Regions from separate parts of the Homo sapiens genome. Here region 2 is linked to region 1. A link is an interaction called in ENCODE POLR2A ChIA-PET data of the cell type or tissue named here. Cell type or tissue: PC-9. All regions are shown on one strand. Links, peaks and the distances in the headings refer to the core of each region. The heading gives the core; the rest is flanking DNA. Region 1 overlaps PPFIA1 (PPFI scaffold protein A1). Region 2 has its middle 29 kb from the start of FADD.

Region 1 (8,050 bases), core at 1,821-4,320:
AACACATTTTTTTAAAAAGTTTATTATTTTTCAGCCAGGTGCAGTGGCTCACACTTGTAATCCCACACTTCGGGAGGCTGAGGCAGGTGCATCACTTGAGCCCAGGTGTTCAAGAGCAGCCTGGGCAACATGGTGAAACCCCATCTCTACAAAAAATAAAAAAAATTAGCCAGGCTTGGTGGTGCACATCTGTAGTCCCAGCTACTCAGGAGGCTGAGGCACGAGAATCGCTTGGGCCTGAGAGATGGAGGTTGCAGTGATCCAAGATCATACCACTGCACTCCAGCCTGGGTGATAGAGCAAAACCTTGTGTAAAAAAAAAAAGTTTATTATTTTTCAAACACACAAAACATTTACATGGTTCAAAAGACCAGAACTTTGTAAAAATGTAAACTCAGAAGTCTTGCACCTAGCCCTGTCGCACCCACCTCCGATAGGTGGGGTGAGGACGTGTCTGGTTTGCATGGAATAGTCCCGGTTTTTGCCTGTTATCCTGGAGCAATTAGTGACAGTGCCTTCTTTCACTCTCAGAAATGAAGCATAGCTAAGGCTTTGTTGGCGCCTGCTAATGCTAATTTAGAGATGTGGACAAAATGTTTCCACTTTGTGGATTTTTTTCCCCTGTAGCTAAAAGTAAGGGCTTGGCTGAATCCTGTAGACTTGGATTGAGGTTCTCTTGGCAGGGGAGGTCCAACCATGGAGTTCATACTCTTTTCACAGAGTCTCATTCTTATTCGGAGGAGGAAATTTCATTTTACTCTGAAAATTTGGGAGCTTGAAGCATATTGTACATTTCCAAGTTTTTCTGCTTTGCAAAGGGCCAATTATTCCTCCTGCCTATGTAGTTTTAAACCTTTGCCAGTACTAATATAAAAATTGATTTCAAGTAGTGACATGCTGAAGTTGTTGAATCATATAGAAAAGTTAAAGTTCTACTTGAGATGAATCAGTGTTTCTGAGCGATTGATCTCTTGAAATCTCTTTTTTTTGAGACAGTTTCACTCTTGTTGCCCAGGCTGGAATGTAGTGGCACAATCTTGGCTTACTGCAACCTCTGCCTACCAGGTTCAAATGGCTCTCCTGCTTCAGCCTCCCGAGTAGCTGGGATTACAGGCATATGCCACCACGCCTGGCTAATTTTGTATTTTTAGTAGAGACGGGGTTTCTCCTTGTTGGTCAGCCTGGTCTTGAACTCCCGACCTCAGGTTATCCACCAGCTCCCGGCCTCCCAAAGTGCTGGGATTACAGGCGTGAGCCACCACGCCCAGCCGATCTCTTGAAATCTTAAGGTGCTGTGAGGAAGCTAGTGCAGTCTCTTCCACCTTAAAAATAATTTGTGGGGGAAACATGAATGACAGCCGAGGTCATGGTATCCTACATACCCTTAAAGAGAGATGTGGCAGGATGAGATGATTTCGAATAGCCTGAGTATTAATTTGAATAGTGTGACGTGGTATTTCTTTTCATACAAATTAAAATCTAAAGAACTTCACTTGTGATTAAGTGTGAGATCCCATTGATGCAGAAAGGCTTAAAGAAATTCCAAGTAAAATTTTACTTAGCAGCCCTGTGGCTCAGCTCATTTTCCTCCACCATAGATGCTGAGGCGTTCACACTGGAGGGCGATCTCAGCAGACAGGCATTGTGCTCTTTGTGTTACCTGAAGGCACTTTACAAACAGGAATTCAGTGCATTGCCCTTCCTCTGTTTCTTTTTGTGATTGATGGAGATCTGCTGACTTAAATGAATAGTTTACTTATTTATTTATTTTTGAGACAGGGTCTCACTCTGTCATCCAGTCTGGAGTGCGGTGGCATGGTCACAGCTCACCACAGCCTCCACCTCTCTGGGCTCAGGTGATCCTCCCACCTCAGCCTCCCCAGTAGCTGGAACCACAGGCATGTGTCACCACGCCTGGCTAATTTTTTTTTTTTTTTTTTTTGAGACAGTCTTGCTCTGTCGCCCAGGCTGGAGTGTAGTGGTGCGATCTCGGCTCACGGCAACCTCCGCCTCCCATGTTCAAGCGATTCTCCTGCCTCAGCCTCCCGAGTAGCTGGGACTACAGGTGCGTGCCACCACACCTGGCTAATTTTTTGTATTTTTAGTAGAGACGGGGTTTCACCATGTTAGCCAGGATGGTCTGGATCTCCTGACCTTGTGATCCACCCACCTCTGCCTCCCAAAGTGCTAGGATTACAGGCGTGAGCCACCGCGCTTGGCCAGTCGCCTGGCTAATTTTTGTATTTTTTTGTAGAGACAGGGTTTCCCATGTTTCCCAGGCTGTTCTTGAACTCCTGGGCTCAAGTGACCCCCCTGCCTAGGCCTCCCAAAGTGCTGGAATCACACATGTGAGCCACCACACTCGGCCAGTGAATAGTTTAGAAGCAGGCCATGTGCGTCCTTTCTGCCTGCCTCTGTAGGTAGATTCCACTCCGCCTCCCCTGTGTGGATTCCCACATTGGAGCGCGGGCTGGGTGGGTGGCAAGGAGAGCAGTAGGTTTGTGTGGAGCATGGGCTTGGAGCCAGCTGGACTCGCATGTCCCCTTTCCCTTGTTACCTTTGTCACGTTCCCTCATCACTGAGCCTTCTGTTTCCTCACAGTAAATTAGAGATAATAATCATTTGGGTATTTTTTAGCAAATTCGTATTGTCTACTGTGTGTAAGGTACCGTCCAGGGGCTGGGTATATGGATGTTTGGGAGATAGAATGAGATCATAGTGAATGTTTATTGCCTCTAAGCCTCTTTATAGGAATGAGCCCCCACTGAAGCCTCGTGACAGTGCTATAAAGCAGGACACTGTTATGACCCCATTTTCTAGATGAAGAAATTGGAAACTCACTCAGGATCCCATAGATATTACATGGTAGAGGCTGTATTTGAATCCAAGCAGTCTGACTCCAGAGTTCTTCAACTGCATGAAAAAGTGGGCACAACAGTATCCTTCAGACCCCTCTGCCCCCTTATAGTATTACTGGAGTGCACACACTTATGGTTCTTTAACGGAGGGACTTGTCTCTCAGTTAGATCCCCTTCCACTCCTTGCACCTACTCCACCTTTGAGCATCCGGGGCAGCTGCTTGGGCTTCCCCTGCCTGGGATGGGAGCCTAGTCTGAGCAAGGTGCCTGCCCATGTGGCCTGCTGCCTGGTGCTATTCTGTCCCCAGTGTTGAGCGTAGCCTCTGGCACACAGTAGACACACACACAGTGATGCATCCTAGAATGATGAAATAATTTCCTAAACGGGATCTTTTAACGGTTACCTACCTGTTCTTCAGTGGCTCATCTAATTCTGTTCCTAGCTCTTCCACGTGGTTAATCCAAGGCATTCAAAGTTTCAGTTTTTTTCCCCTTCTTCATTGCTTTTTCCAGAAACTTTTTCACAGTGCAGAACAAGGGGATTTAAGTGTGCTATATGTTGGCTTCATAGCAAGTGTGTGACACTATTGTTTGGTTTCCCATCAATCAACTCTTGGCCCATCATAACGTTAAAATTTGCTAACCTGCAATTTCGTTGGTATTTTGATGATTACTTGAAACAAATCACTGGAACAATAGAGAAGCAAATAAAACCAATGGCTTTGAAACATAATAGAGTCGCGGTGGCAAGGCCAGTCCCCTACCCCACTGCCTTTGGCACGTGGTAGCTGCTGATTAGCAAAGTGTGAGAGCAGGTGGCTCAGGAGCCAGTGGCGTCTTCTGGTCTGCCATCACTTAATCTGCTGGAGCCTTGTGTTACTTCTCCACATATATAAACTGGGTGGACTGGGCCCTGTAGTTTAAAGCTTTCTGGAAGAAGCCAGTCTCCGAAGGGTCTTTTTCCATAGGTAAAACCATGCAGAGTGGCTCAGGGCAAAGTCAGCTGCCCTGGGGAGCCATTTGCTGAGACCCTCAGCCTCTGCTTTACCCTGCCCTCGAAGGGGTCCTAGGAAGACAGTTGGAAAGCCCTAGGACTAGCGATTGGATCCCTTTCAGCTCTCTGATTCTTTAAATACTCTGTAGTTCCTGCACAGTTCTCTCTCTCTCTCTTTTTTTTTTTTTTTTTGACAGGGTCTTCCTGTGTCGCCCAGGCTGGAGTGCAGTGAGATCAAGGCTCACTGCAGCCTCGACTTCCTGGGCTCGAGCAATCCTCCCATCTCAGCCTCTCGAGTAGCTGGGACCATTGGTGTGCAGTGCACCACCATGCCCAGCTGAGTTTTGTATTTTTTGTAGACACAGGGTTTCGCCATGTTTCCCAGGCTGGTCTCAAACTCTTGGCCTCAAGTGATCCTTCTACCTCGGCCTCCCAAAGTGCTGGGATGACAGGTGCGAGCCACTGCACCTGGCCTGCACAGTTCTTTTGTTGCAAATTGTAGAGAAAGGTAAACTTTGATTCCAGTATTCACCTGCAGAAGACCTGAGTGAACGTTTGGAGATGGCGAGGTGATGGAAGTTGGCGAGGGTCAAAGGAGAGGAACACTGGGAAGGAAATCCAGTGTTTCTGCTGAAGGGATATGCCCACGTCCTTTAGACATGGGACAGAAAGCAGGATTTTGGTGTCTTTGAATGGGGGATGTAAATCCTACCTTGAGTGTAACGAGGCTTTGTGACAAAGGCAAAAAGTCAAAAGGGAAATGGTGAGAATTTTCTTTCTTTTTTTTTTTTTAATTTTTATTTTTATTGATCATTCTTGGGTGTTTCTCACAGAGAGGGATTTGGCAGGGTCATAGGACAATAGTGGAAGGAAGGTCAGCAGATAAACAAGTGAACAAAGGTCTCTGGTTTTCCTAGGCAGAGGTCCCTGTGGCCTTCCGCAGTGTTTGTGTCCCTGGGTACTTGAGATTAGGGAGTGGTGATGACTCTTAACGAGCATGCTGCCTTCAAGCATCTGTTTAACAAAGCACATCTTGCACTGCCCTTAATCCATTTAACCCTGAGTGGACACAGCACATGTTTCAGAGAGCACAGGGTTGGGGGGTAAGGTCACAGATCAACAGGATCCCAAGGCAGAAGAATTTTTCTTAGTACAGAACAAAATGACAAGTCTCCCATGTCTACTTCTTTCCACACAGACATGGCAACCATCCGATTTCTCAATCTTTTCCCCGCCTTTCCCCGCTTTCTATTCCACAAAACCGCCATTGTCATCCTGGCCCGTTCTCAATGAGCTGTTGGGTACACCTCCCAGACGGGGTGGTGGCCGGGCAGAGGGGCTCCTTACTTCCCAGTAGGGGCGGCCGGGCAGAGGCGCTCCTCACCTCCTGGGTGGGGCGGCTGGCCGGGCGGGGGGCTGACCCCCCCACCTCCCTCCCGGACGGGGTGGCTGGCCGGGCGAGGGGCTGACCCCCCCACCTCCCTCCCGGACGGGGTGGCTGGCCGGGCGAGGGGCTGACCCCCCCACCTCCCTCCCGGATGGGGCGGCTGGCTGGGCGGGGGGCTGACCCCCCCCACCTCCCTCCCGGATGGGGCGGCTGGCCGGGCGGGGGGCTGACCCCCCCATCTCCCTCCCGGATGAGGTGGCTGGCCGGGCACAGGGGCTCCTCACTTCCCAGTAGGGGCAGCCGGGCAGAGGCGCCCCTCACCTCCTGGACGGGGCGGCTGGCCGGGTGGGGGGGCTGACCCCCCCCACCTCCCTCCCGGACGGGGCGGCTGGCCGGGCGGGGGGCTGACCCCCCCACCTCCCTCCCGGATGGAGCGGCTGGCTGGGCAGAGGGGCTCCTCACTTCCCAGTAGGGGCGGCCGGGCAGAGGTGCCCCTCACCTCCCGGACGGGGCGGCTGGCCGGGCCGGGGGCTGACCCCCCCCACCTCCCTCCCGGACGGGGCGGCTGGCCGGGCAGGGGGCTGACCCCCCCACCTCCCTCCCAGACGGGACGGCTGGCCTGGCGGGCTGACCCCCACCTCCCTCCTGGACGGGGCGGCTGCTGGGCGGAGACGCTCCTCACTTCCCAGACGGGGTGGCTGCTGGGCGGAGGGGCTCCTCACTTCTCAGACGGGGCGGCTGCCGGGCGGAGGGTCTCCTCACTTCTCAGACGGGGCGGTTGCCAGGCGGAGGGTCTCCTCCCTTCTCAGATGGGGCGGCTGGGCAGAGACGCTCCTCACCTCCCAGACGGGGTCGCGACCGGGCAGAGGCGCTCCTCACATCCCAGACGGGGCGTCGGGGCAAAGGCACTCCCCACATCTCAGACGATGGGCGGCTGGGCAGAGACGCTCCTCACTTCCTAGATGGGATGGCAGCCGGGAAGAGGTGCTCCTCACTTCCTAGATGGGATGGCGGCCAGGCAGAGACGCTCCTCACTTTCCAGACTCGGCAGCCAGGCAGAGGGGCTCCTAACATCCCAGACGATGGGCGGCCAGGCAGAGACGCTCCTCACTTCCTAGACGGGGTGGCGGCCGGGCAGAGGCTGCACTCTGGGCACTTTGGGAGGCCAAGGCAGGCAGCTGGGAGGTGGAGGTTGTAGCGAGCCGAGATCACGCCACTGCACTCCAGCCTGGGCACCATTGAGCACTGAGTGAACCAGACACTGTCTGCAATCCCAGCACCTCTGGAGGCCGAGGCTGGCGGACCACTCGCGGTTAGGAGCTGGAGGCCAGCCCGGCCAACACAGCGAAACCCCGTCTCCACCAAAAAAATACGAAAACCAGTCAGGCGTGGCGGTGCGCGCCTGCAATCGCAGGCACTCGGCAGGCTGAGGCAGGAGAATCAGGCAGGGAGGTTGCAGTGAGCCGAGATGGCAGCAGTACAGTCCAGCTTCGGCTCAGCATCAGAGGGAGACCGTGGAAAGAGAGGGAGAGGGAGACCGTGGGGAGCGGGAGACCATGGGGAGAGGGAGAGGAGGGAGAGGGAGAGGGAGAGAGGGAGGGAGGGAGGGGGAGGGAGGGAGAGGGAGAGGAGAATTTTCTTTATCACATTTGTTTCTTTGCTTATGGAGAGGATTGCTTGTTAATGTGGTGTGATATTGAGGTTGTGTGTAAGAGCATGGCCTCTGGGTCTGCGCTGTCCCCTTAGCTCTCCGCTGCTCACTGTGAGACGTGCCTCACAGACTCGTGGTGAAGATAGTTAATTCATGACGCTCTCAGAAGAGAGCCTGGTATTTAATAAGCATTCAATAAATGTTAGTCATTCTTCTGATAGTCATTATTGAATGGGCTAAAGAAGTTTGGTTTTGGCAAAGAATGCTTTTCCCTGTAATTCCCAAAGTTAATTGTGATCAATAGAAAACAAAACCAGAGAGGCCGGGCACGGTGGCTCACGCTTCAGGCTCCCAGCACTTTGGGAGGCTGAGGTGGAAGGATCACTTGAGGCCAGGAGTTCGAGACCAGCCTGAGCAACATAGCAGGACCCTACTTTTACAAAAAATCAAAAAGTTATTTGGGCGTGGTGGTGCGTGCTTGTAGTCCCAGCTACTCAGGAGGCTGAGGCGAGCGGATCGCCTGAACCTAGCAGGTTAAGACTGCAGTGAGCTATGATCATACCACTGTACTCCAGCCTGGGTGACAGCAAGACTTGTCTCTAAAATGAAAAAAAAAGAAAAAATGAAAAAAGATGTAAACAATATGGAAACATATGGTGTCCACAGTAACAGTCTCTCCTTGTACTCAGTGTGTCCACAGTGGGTGTATTGTCTGAAGGGTGCATTCATGTGTGAGAAGAATGGATGAAATTCAAAATTACTCATATTCAAAATATGAGTAATGGGTAAAATAAGCCTGCTAAGTCAAAGGGCTTGTTACACACTACCTGTGTGATCTGCACAGAAAAATTATTGTAAGGATTCTGACTGGGTCACAGTGTCTCTGGGAAGGTGGAGAACCAGGTTTGGAGGACACTGGTTAGCCAGGCCCTGCTAGCCGGGCCCCATTTCCCCGTAATGTCTGTGCTCCGAGGTTGTCACCAGCAGATGCAGGAGAGGCTGGGAGAGCAAGTTTCTGGTGCTTTCAGCCCCTCGTCTGGGCCACTTGCTTTTCCTCAAGAGTGGACCATTTCCCATCCATAGGAAGAGGCTCAGATGCTGGGTGGCCAGCATGCCTGACAAATGGCAACAGCATGATAAAACCCTTGACAGCTGTGCCT
Region 2 (8,050 bases), core at 3,756-6,255, 59 kb before region 1:
CAAACAAACAAACAAAAAACAACTCATAATGTTTTGAGAATGTTTACGAATTTGTGTTGAGCTGTGTTCAAATTTGTCCTGGGCCACATGTGGCCCGCAGGCCACCAGTTGGACAAGCTTCATTTACAGTCTATTCTCTCTGAAGCCTACTACTTGAAGCCTTCATCTGTATGATACAACTTTGGTCTCGCCTGTAATCCAAGCACTTTGGGAGGCCGAGGCGGGCGGATCACCTGAGGTCGAGAGTTCGAGACCAGCCTGACCAACGTGGAGAAACCCCGTCTCTATTAAAAATACAAAAAATTAGCAGGGCGTGGTAATCCCAGCTGCTTGGGAGGCTGAGGCAGGAGAATCACTTGAACTGGGGAGGTGGAGGTTGCAGTTAGCTGAGATGGCGCCACTGCACTCCAGCCTGGGCAACAAGAGTGAAACTCTGACTCAAAAAAAATGAAATAAATAAAATAAAATAAAACACTTTGGTCTCCACGACCCGTTGTCATAACCCAGCCATTCCTTTCTATTGAAAATAACTCTTTCAACCAATTGCCAGTCAGAATATGTTTAAATCTACCTATGACCTGGAAGCCCCTGCCCCTTTGAGTTGTCCCGCCCTTCTAGATCCAACCAATGTAAATCTCACATGTATTGATTGATGCCTTATGTCTCCCTAAAATGTATAAATGCAAACTATACCTTGACCACCTTGGGCCCATGTTGTCAGGACCTCCTGAGGCTGTCACGGGCACGTCCTTATCCTTGGCAAAATAAACTTTCTAAACCGATCCAGACCTGCTCAGATGCTTTTTGGTTTACAGGTGCTACTTGGTGATTTGAGTTCTTATTTATCCTGAGATAGTAACGCAATATCCCCATGCTTTTTGGGACTGGGAGGAAGGAGAGGACCCCAGGATGAATACAATGCAGTTCCAGACCTTAAGGAGTTCCTATTGGGAGAGACAAACAGGGAAATAATCCCACGTGAAAAAAAACTGAGTCCTGAGAGCTGAAGTGATTTATCAAGTCCCAAGGTGCAGCTAGGACTTCAACCCAAGGCTCCTGACTCCAAGGCCCATAGAGTTTCCAGCACACCAAACCGCCTTTCCAGAGAGGGGGCCCTTTGAGTTGGCTTCCTAGGACAAGGAGGAGTTCATCAGGCGGCAAGCAGCTCAGACACAGGGAACAGCAAGTGCAAAGGCCAGGGGCACGGAATCAGAGGTGCCTCCCAGAGGCGGCAAGCTCTAAGCAAGCCGGTTCCAGAAAGACTTAGGAGAGGGCTTGGAGCCTGGAGGTAGAGTGAGGGCCGGAATTTTATCTTTTAAACACCAAGGAGCCGGCAGGCCGGGCGTGGTGGCTCAAGCCTGTAATCCCAACACTTTGAGAGGCCGAGACAAGAGGATTGCTGGATCCCAGGAATTTGAGACCAGCCTGGGCAACATGGTGATGCCCTATCTCTACTAAAAATTTTAAAATTAGCTGGGCGTGGTGATGTGCATCTGTAGTCCCAGCTACTCAGGAGGCTGAGGCAGGAGGATCACTTGACCCAGGAGGTCAAGCCGTGATCGCATCACTGCACTCCAGCCTGGTGACAGAGAGAGACCCAGTTTCTTTTTTTTCTTTCTTTTTTGCTTCTTCAGGACATTTATTCCATTACAGTATACCGATGCCACAGAGAACCTCAAATTTGACCTCGCTTTCTCTTTTGATCTGCCAACACAGGTCCTAAGTCCAATCAAGAGCTGCTTTTGATAGGAAAAAGAGTTAATAGAGTGCTATTTCTGCCTTTTATAAATCCTCCAAGGGGGTTTAGGCAATACTGAGTTCCAGGCTTTGAAGGTACAAACTTAGGAGCTGAATGAGAAACTCAGTTCCTTAAAAATAAAAATAAAAATAAAGGAGCCAGCAAAATCCTTTACGCAGGACAATGACATGATGAAAGAGTGTCCCACTTTATTAGAGATCCAAAGCACGTGGTTGTTCACTGGAAAATGAGAAAAGAAAACAACTAGATTCCTAAAGGTTGTAGTCAACTTTCTGGCTGTTATGGGGAACGCGTAATCATATATTATCACTTAGGAAGAATGGCCTGTGTTAATTAAGGCTGCCTAGTAACTTTGTTTTTTCCCCAAAGTTCTTTGAGGGCTAGCATCTCATTTTAGTCTCAGGGGAATCTTGAGCTGTTATTAAGGAAGGTTCTGCTTGTCCCATTTGACAGGTTTGGTGATTAGCATGGGGGTTGCCCCCTAGGAAGTGGAGGAGTGTGGGTTGGGACCCAGACCACCTGGATGTTCTGCAGGCTGCCCTGCCCTGCACAAGCTTCTAGCTCCCAGACAGGCACGGCAGGCCCAGACAGTGGCCCAGCTTGGGGCAGGGGCAAAGCCCATCGCAGTCCACAGTCCTTGGCGGTTTTCCGTCCCTTTCTGGGGACTCCCAGGGAAGACTGACCAGCCACTGTCCCTGTCTTACAGCAGGCAGTCACCAGGAGCATGAGGGACCAGGTGACTTCACAGCAGCATGAGAATAGCCATGAAAACTAAAACAAGGCTTGTGGACACTCCAAAAATACTCCACTGAAAGCGCCAGCCAGCATCGAAAATAAACCTGTCTGCTGGCTGCCTGCACAGAGGAGCCAGGGAGGGGCCACTGAGCCACACTTCCGGCCCCACACCCTTTTATTTTGGGAAAATCAAACCCTTCCCACCATGAGCTTGCCTGTGGGAGGGAAGCTGAGGCTGCCGTTGTCCTGTGAGATTTCGCTGGACGATGCTCAGGTGCAGAAGCGAGAGCTGACCCTTCCATTCATTCTTTCGTCCACCCGCAGGCACGTGCGCCTCCCTCTGTGTGCCAAGCGCTGTCCGTGGCATCAGGGCAGATGGAGCAGGGGCCGCCAGACTCGGCTTGAATCTGCTGTGCTGTGGACAGGCCTAGAGAGCTCGGCAGCACTTTCCCTCTAGGAGATGGGAGTGGGCTTATTGTGCTGTGAGGGGGTAAGGAGGCAGGGGAGATCTTGTCTGTGCCAGGCACGTCCTGGGCCCCATGCAGATGACCAGCCTCATTAGTTCGTTATCTGCACTCGCTCATGCAGCCTCACCTCTGTGTGTGGCAGAGGACCCTGGCCTTTAACATTCCTGCCGTCTTACAGCCCCACCTGCTTCAAAGCTTCCGCACGCTTCTTAACCCCTGGACAGACCTGCAACCCCCGCCTGTGGCCTTGGCTCCCACTTCCAAGACCCTGATGAGTTTTGCTGGGAGGGCCTGGTCGCTGCTTTCTTCTCAGAGGAAAGTGGCCCCTTCCCACCTCACTCAGCCTCCTGCTCCCCTGCCCTGGCCCTGGCCGGCTCACTTCTGGAACAAACTCCTTCCTCCCAGCCTTCCCATCTCTGGTCTCTTCCTGATCTGGATCCTTCTCTCTCTCTCTCTCTTTTTTTTTTTTTTTTTTTTGAGATAGGGGCTCACTCTGTTGCCCAGGCTAGAGTACACTGGTGCAATCACAGCTCATGGCATCCCTGACTTTCCAGGCTCCAGTAATCCTTCCATCTCAGCCTCCCAAGTAGCTGGGGCTACAGGCCCGACTAATATTTGTATTTTTGGTAGAGATGGGGTTTTGCCATGTTGCCAAGGTTGGTCTCCAACTCCTGAGCTCACACTTGAGCTCCACCTGCCTTGGCCTCCCAAAGTGCTGGGATTACAGGCATTAGCCACAGTGCCTGGCGACCCAGATCCCTTTCTACCTGGGGCCAGAGATTTCCTCCTAAATAGAAAACCTGACCCCACCCTGGTCTTTGGGCGAGACACCTCTTTTGCTTTTTCGTAGTTCACAGCTCCTTTCCCAAAGCTCAGTGACTCAAGGGTCAGCTTGGCAATTTTTGCCTTAGCCATGTACCCTCTGTCGTTTTTTTGTTTTTTGTTTTGAGACGGAGTCTCAGTCTGTCACTCAGGCTGGAGTGCAATGGCGTGACCTCAGCTCACTGCAACCTCTGCCTCCCGGGTTCCAGCGATTCTCCTGACTCAGCCTCCCGAGTAGTTGGGATTACAGGCACCCACCACCATGCCCGGCTAATTTTTGTATTTTTAGTAGAGATGGGGTTTTGCCATGTTGGTCAGGCTGCTCTCGAGCTCCTGACCTCAGGTGATCCACGCCCCCCTCGGCCTCCCAAAGTGCTGGGATTATAGGCGTGAGCCACCACGCCTGACCTCCCCCTCTCGTTTTATCTACTTAGCTTTTTCTTGAAAGCCTTGTCCTTTTATCTACTTAGCTGTATCTTGAAAGCGACTCTCTTAAAAATTTAAAATTTAAAAATTTTTAATTTTTTGTGTCTCTGTTACAAAAAGAAAACAGTCTATGGCAAAGATTGCTGGTGTCACCCAGTATCTTTTCATCCCTTCTCACTTTACACAAGATCCCCAATTTTTAGCTAAGCAGACAGTCAAGGCTGCATTTCCCAACCTCCCCTGCAGCCAGGTGTGGCCCTTTGACTAAGTTCTGCATATGTGCAGAAATGGAGTGTGGAACTTCCTAAAAACAGCCTTAAAGGAGGGAGAGGATTGTGCCCTTCAGCATCCCTTTATTCCTTCCTTCTGCCTGGAATGCAAGCATGATAGCTGGAGCACAGGCAGCTATATTGGGTCATGAGGAAGCAATGCAGCAGGATAGAAGGATCCTGGGTTCTTAAAGATTACAGAGCCTCCCTGCTAGCCCTAGAAAGCTTACATCAGGGTTGCCTTTGTATGAGAAAAATAAACCCTCATTGAAGTCACTGTGATTTGGAGACTTCAGACACTTACACAAAGCTAACCTTGATTGAAACACAGTATCACTTGGAATAATCAGGAGGTGGCTATGAAAAGGAATGCAATAAAAAAGTGACATTCTGAAACTCGTCATACACTCCACTGCCTTCCAGGCTCTGAAACTGAGGGCTACTCACTTTGTTTAAGAAGACATTAGTCATCACTAGCCCGAGATGAAATCTCACTTTGTTCAGAGGGACTGACCGATTGTTGAAAAGGGAAAGACGTTCTCACCGTGTGACTCAACACTGTTCAGTGCCAAGTTCCTCACCTCACCATTAACTGGAGTCATTGACTGTCTACACCTGCAGGCTGAACGCACCGCCCCAGGATGAAGTGTGAGTCCTCGGCATCCCAGGGAGGTTAGTGTCCTCCTGCGAAGCTCCAGCCTTGGGGAGTGCCTCCACGTCCAGGCTGGAGCCACCTCCCTACTCCCTCTCCCCAGGGCCTGGCACGGTCAGCCATCATGAGTGTCCCAGCTAGAGTCAACCAGCAGATGATGTTTAGTGCCTCTCTGTGCCTTCAGAAATGCTTCCCACCCTCAGGAATTCCAATGCCTGCTTCTCTCTCCTGCTACACTCCTACTCATTGCCCATCTCTGCGTAGATGCCCCAGCGGATCACCGTTCAGTCGACATTTACCAGGCACTCCCTGTTCGGGGGTGAGTGTTGGCTATGGAGTTAGCCGCCAGGAGCCTGCCTCCTGCTGACTGGGCGATCTGGGCAAGTTATTTAGCTTCTCCGCCTCAGTCCTTCCTATCTGTAAAATGGGGATAGGAATGGCACCTTCCTCAAGGGTGTTGGTGAGGGTTAGACCAGTCGATATGCTAAGTGCTTAGAACACATTAACCCCCTGGGACATCTCAGGTGCTGCTGTTGTCTGTCAGGCTAGGAGGCTAAGGGATCTGCTTTCATGGGGGGGATGGAGTGACCTTCTAGAACCTGCTGCAGATAGAGCTTCAGCTTCACCCTCTGTATTAAGCATGCCCCATGGGGGTATGGGTTGGATGGTGGTCGACTTACTTTTTTACTGGCCCTTCTTCCTTATAGCCTGGGGACCTGGGATGTCAGGGAAGCCCATATCCTACTCACCTTTGACTTTTTTTTTTTTTTTTTTTTTTTTTTTTTGCAGTGGGGTCCTGCTCTGTCGCCCAGGCTGGAGTGCAGTGGCGCGATCTCAGCTCACTGCAGCTTTCACCTCCTGGGTTCAAGCGATTCTTCTGCCTCAGCCTCCCAAGTAGCAGGGATTACAAGTGCCTGCCACCACACCCAGCTAATTTTGATGGGTTTTTGTTTGTTTTTGTTTTTTTGAGACAGTCTTGCTCTGCCTCCCAGGCTGGAGTGTAGTGGCGCAATCTCAGCTCACTGCAACCTCTGCCTCCCAGGTTCAAGAGATTCTCCTGCCTCAGCCTCCTGAGTAACTGGGATTACAGGTGCCCGCCACCATGCCCGGCTAATTTTTGTGTTTTTAGTAGAGATGGGATTTCACCATGTTGACCAGGCTGGTCTCGAACTCCTGACCTCTGGTGATCCACTCACCTCGGCCTCCCAAAGTGCTGGAATTACAGGCATGAGCCACCACGCCCAGCTAATTTTTGTATTTTTAGTAGAAACGGGGTTTCACCATGTTGGCCAGGCTGGTCTCAAACTCCTGACCTCAGGCGATCCGCCCACCTCAGCCTCCCAAAGTGCTGGGATTACAGGCATGAGCTACTGTGCCCGGCTGCCTTTGACTTTTATGTACCCACCAGCAGCCTGGGCACACCAGGTACTTAGGAAACAATACTAATAAAGGAATCCCTGTGAGATACAGGCTGGGTGAAGGGACTAAGGCTGAGACGCTAAGGAGGCCCAGCTCCCAGAATAGCAGAATAGTCAGCATACAAGGCCTGGCCTTCCCATCCAAGCCTGGCTGTGTCCCGACTGCTTTCATATGAAACGACTTCAAGGGGCTTTCTTACTGGTATAGACAAAGTCACTGACATGCATTCGTGCATAAGTTCAGGTGCAAAGTGGAGCCCAGACCTTGAAGTCACAGACTGGGGTTAGGTCTAGACTCTCCTATGTATTTGCCAGGTGATCTTGGACAAATGTACTCCAAAGGTACACTCTGAGCCTCATTTTCCTCACCTGAGAAATGGACTGATGTTCCAATGATCTGTTTCTGCATGACAAATCACCCCAAAACTGAGTGGCTTAAAACCCCAGTAAGTCTCTTGTGTCTCAGGGCTTCTGTGGGTCAGGAATTCAGGAAGGGCCCCACTGGGTGGTTCTGCCTGACGCTCCGGTATGGGCTTCCTCCCAACATGACAGCCTGAGGACAGCTAAATTGCCCACTTGGTGGCCTGTGAGTCACAAACTCACCCAGGTTCAAAATCAGGAGAATTAGACTCCAGACTTTTTGTTTTTGTTTTTGAGACAGGGTCTCGCTCTGTTGTCCAGGCTGGACTGCAGTGCTGCCATCTCGGCTTGTTGCAACCTCCACCTCCCCACATCTGGCTAATTTTTGTATTTTTTGGTAGAGACAGGGTTTCACTATGTTGTCCAGGCTGTAAACTCTAGACTTTGATGGGGCAGTGGAAAGGTGGAAAATTGGAAAGGTGGAAAAGTGGAAGAGTATATGGGACAGGAGACACTGCTGCAATAACCTTTTGGGAGATACAGTCTGCCACAGATGATAGCTCTCACGTCCACTGGGAGGGTTACGGATGTAAAGCAACTGGAATATCTTTTTTTTTTTTTTAAGAGATGGAGTCTTACTCTGTCACCCAGCCTGGAGTGCAGTGGCGCAATCCTGGCTCACTGCAGCCTCGATCTCCTGGGGTCAAGCAATCCTCCTTCCTCAGCCTCCCAGATAGCTGGGACTACAGGCTTGAGCCACCACATCTGGTGCCTGGAATATCTTACCTGCCCATAAGGGATCTCTGTGGTGACCACAGCTGTCATTGCAGGTTGGCTGTCCACATCTGTCCCTTCTCTTCCTATCCCTCCTCGGTGCAAGTCGCACCCTGTTTATGGCCCATAGGAATCAGCTCACAGGAGACAGTTGGACAAGCCAAGAATCCATTGGTCCACTTGGAGTGGCCAACCATTAGGCCAACCATTAGGCAGAGGGCAGTGAATGGGGCACTGAGCCCAGGCCAGGTGAATGGGGGGAGGCACCTGGGACCAGCAGAGGATGTTACATGGGAGCTGGGCATTCAGAAGAGGCCTCTCCATCAAGCCGAGTGAGCCCGTGGGGCCACGCGCCCCCACCTCCTCCA

Evidence for each region. ChIA-PET counts read pairs that join two places held together with the same protein. Peaks named below come from ENCODE experiments on the same cell type or tissue, not always from the same donor. Only the 100,000 strongest peaks of a DNase experiment are listed, where the experiment ranks them.
Region 2: POLR2A ChIA-PET joins it to region 1 with 14 read pairs; 5 of 35 experiments call an interaction of 5 or more read pairs at or near these places.

Annotation. Positions count from the first base shown.
Region 1 is chr11:70,289,916-70,297,965 of GRCh38, forward strand. The region is part of intron 2 of PPFIA1 (PPFI scaffold protein A1); the gene reads left to right. It overlaps LOC107984346 (a long non-coding RNA gene), which reads right to left. Exons shown (of 3, transcript XR_001748288.2): 3 at 7,950-8,050. Among named protein-coding and RNA genes, the nearest start is that of MIR548K, 10 kb to the left of the region's middle. In PC-9, for the core only: no CTCF peak of the experiment used is centred there; no DNase peak of the experiment used is centred there.
Region 2 is chr11:70,228,641-70,236,690 of GRCh38, forward strand. No RefSeq gene overlaps it. Among named protein-coding and RNA genes, the nearest start is that of FADD, 29 kb to the left of the region's middle. RefSeq lists an enhancer at 708-1,208. In PC-9, for the core only: no CTCF peak of the experiment used is centred there; a DNase peak (open chromatin) is centred at 4,991; H3K27ac peaks cover 2,141 bases.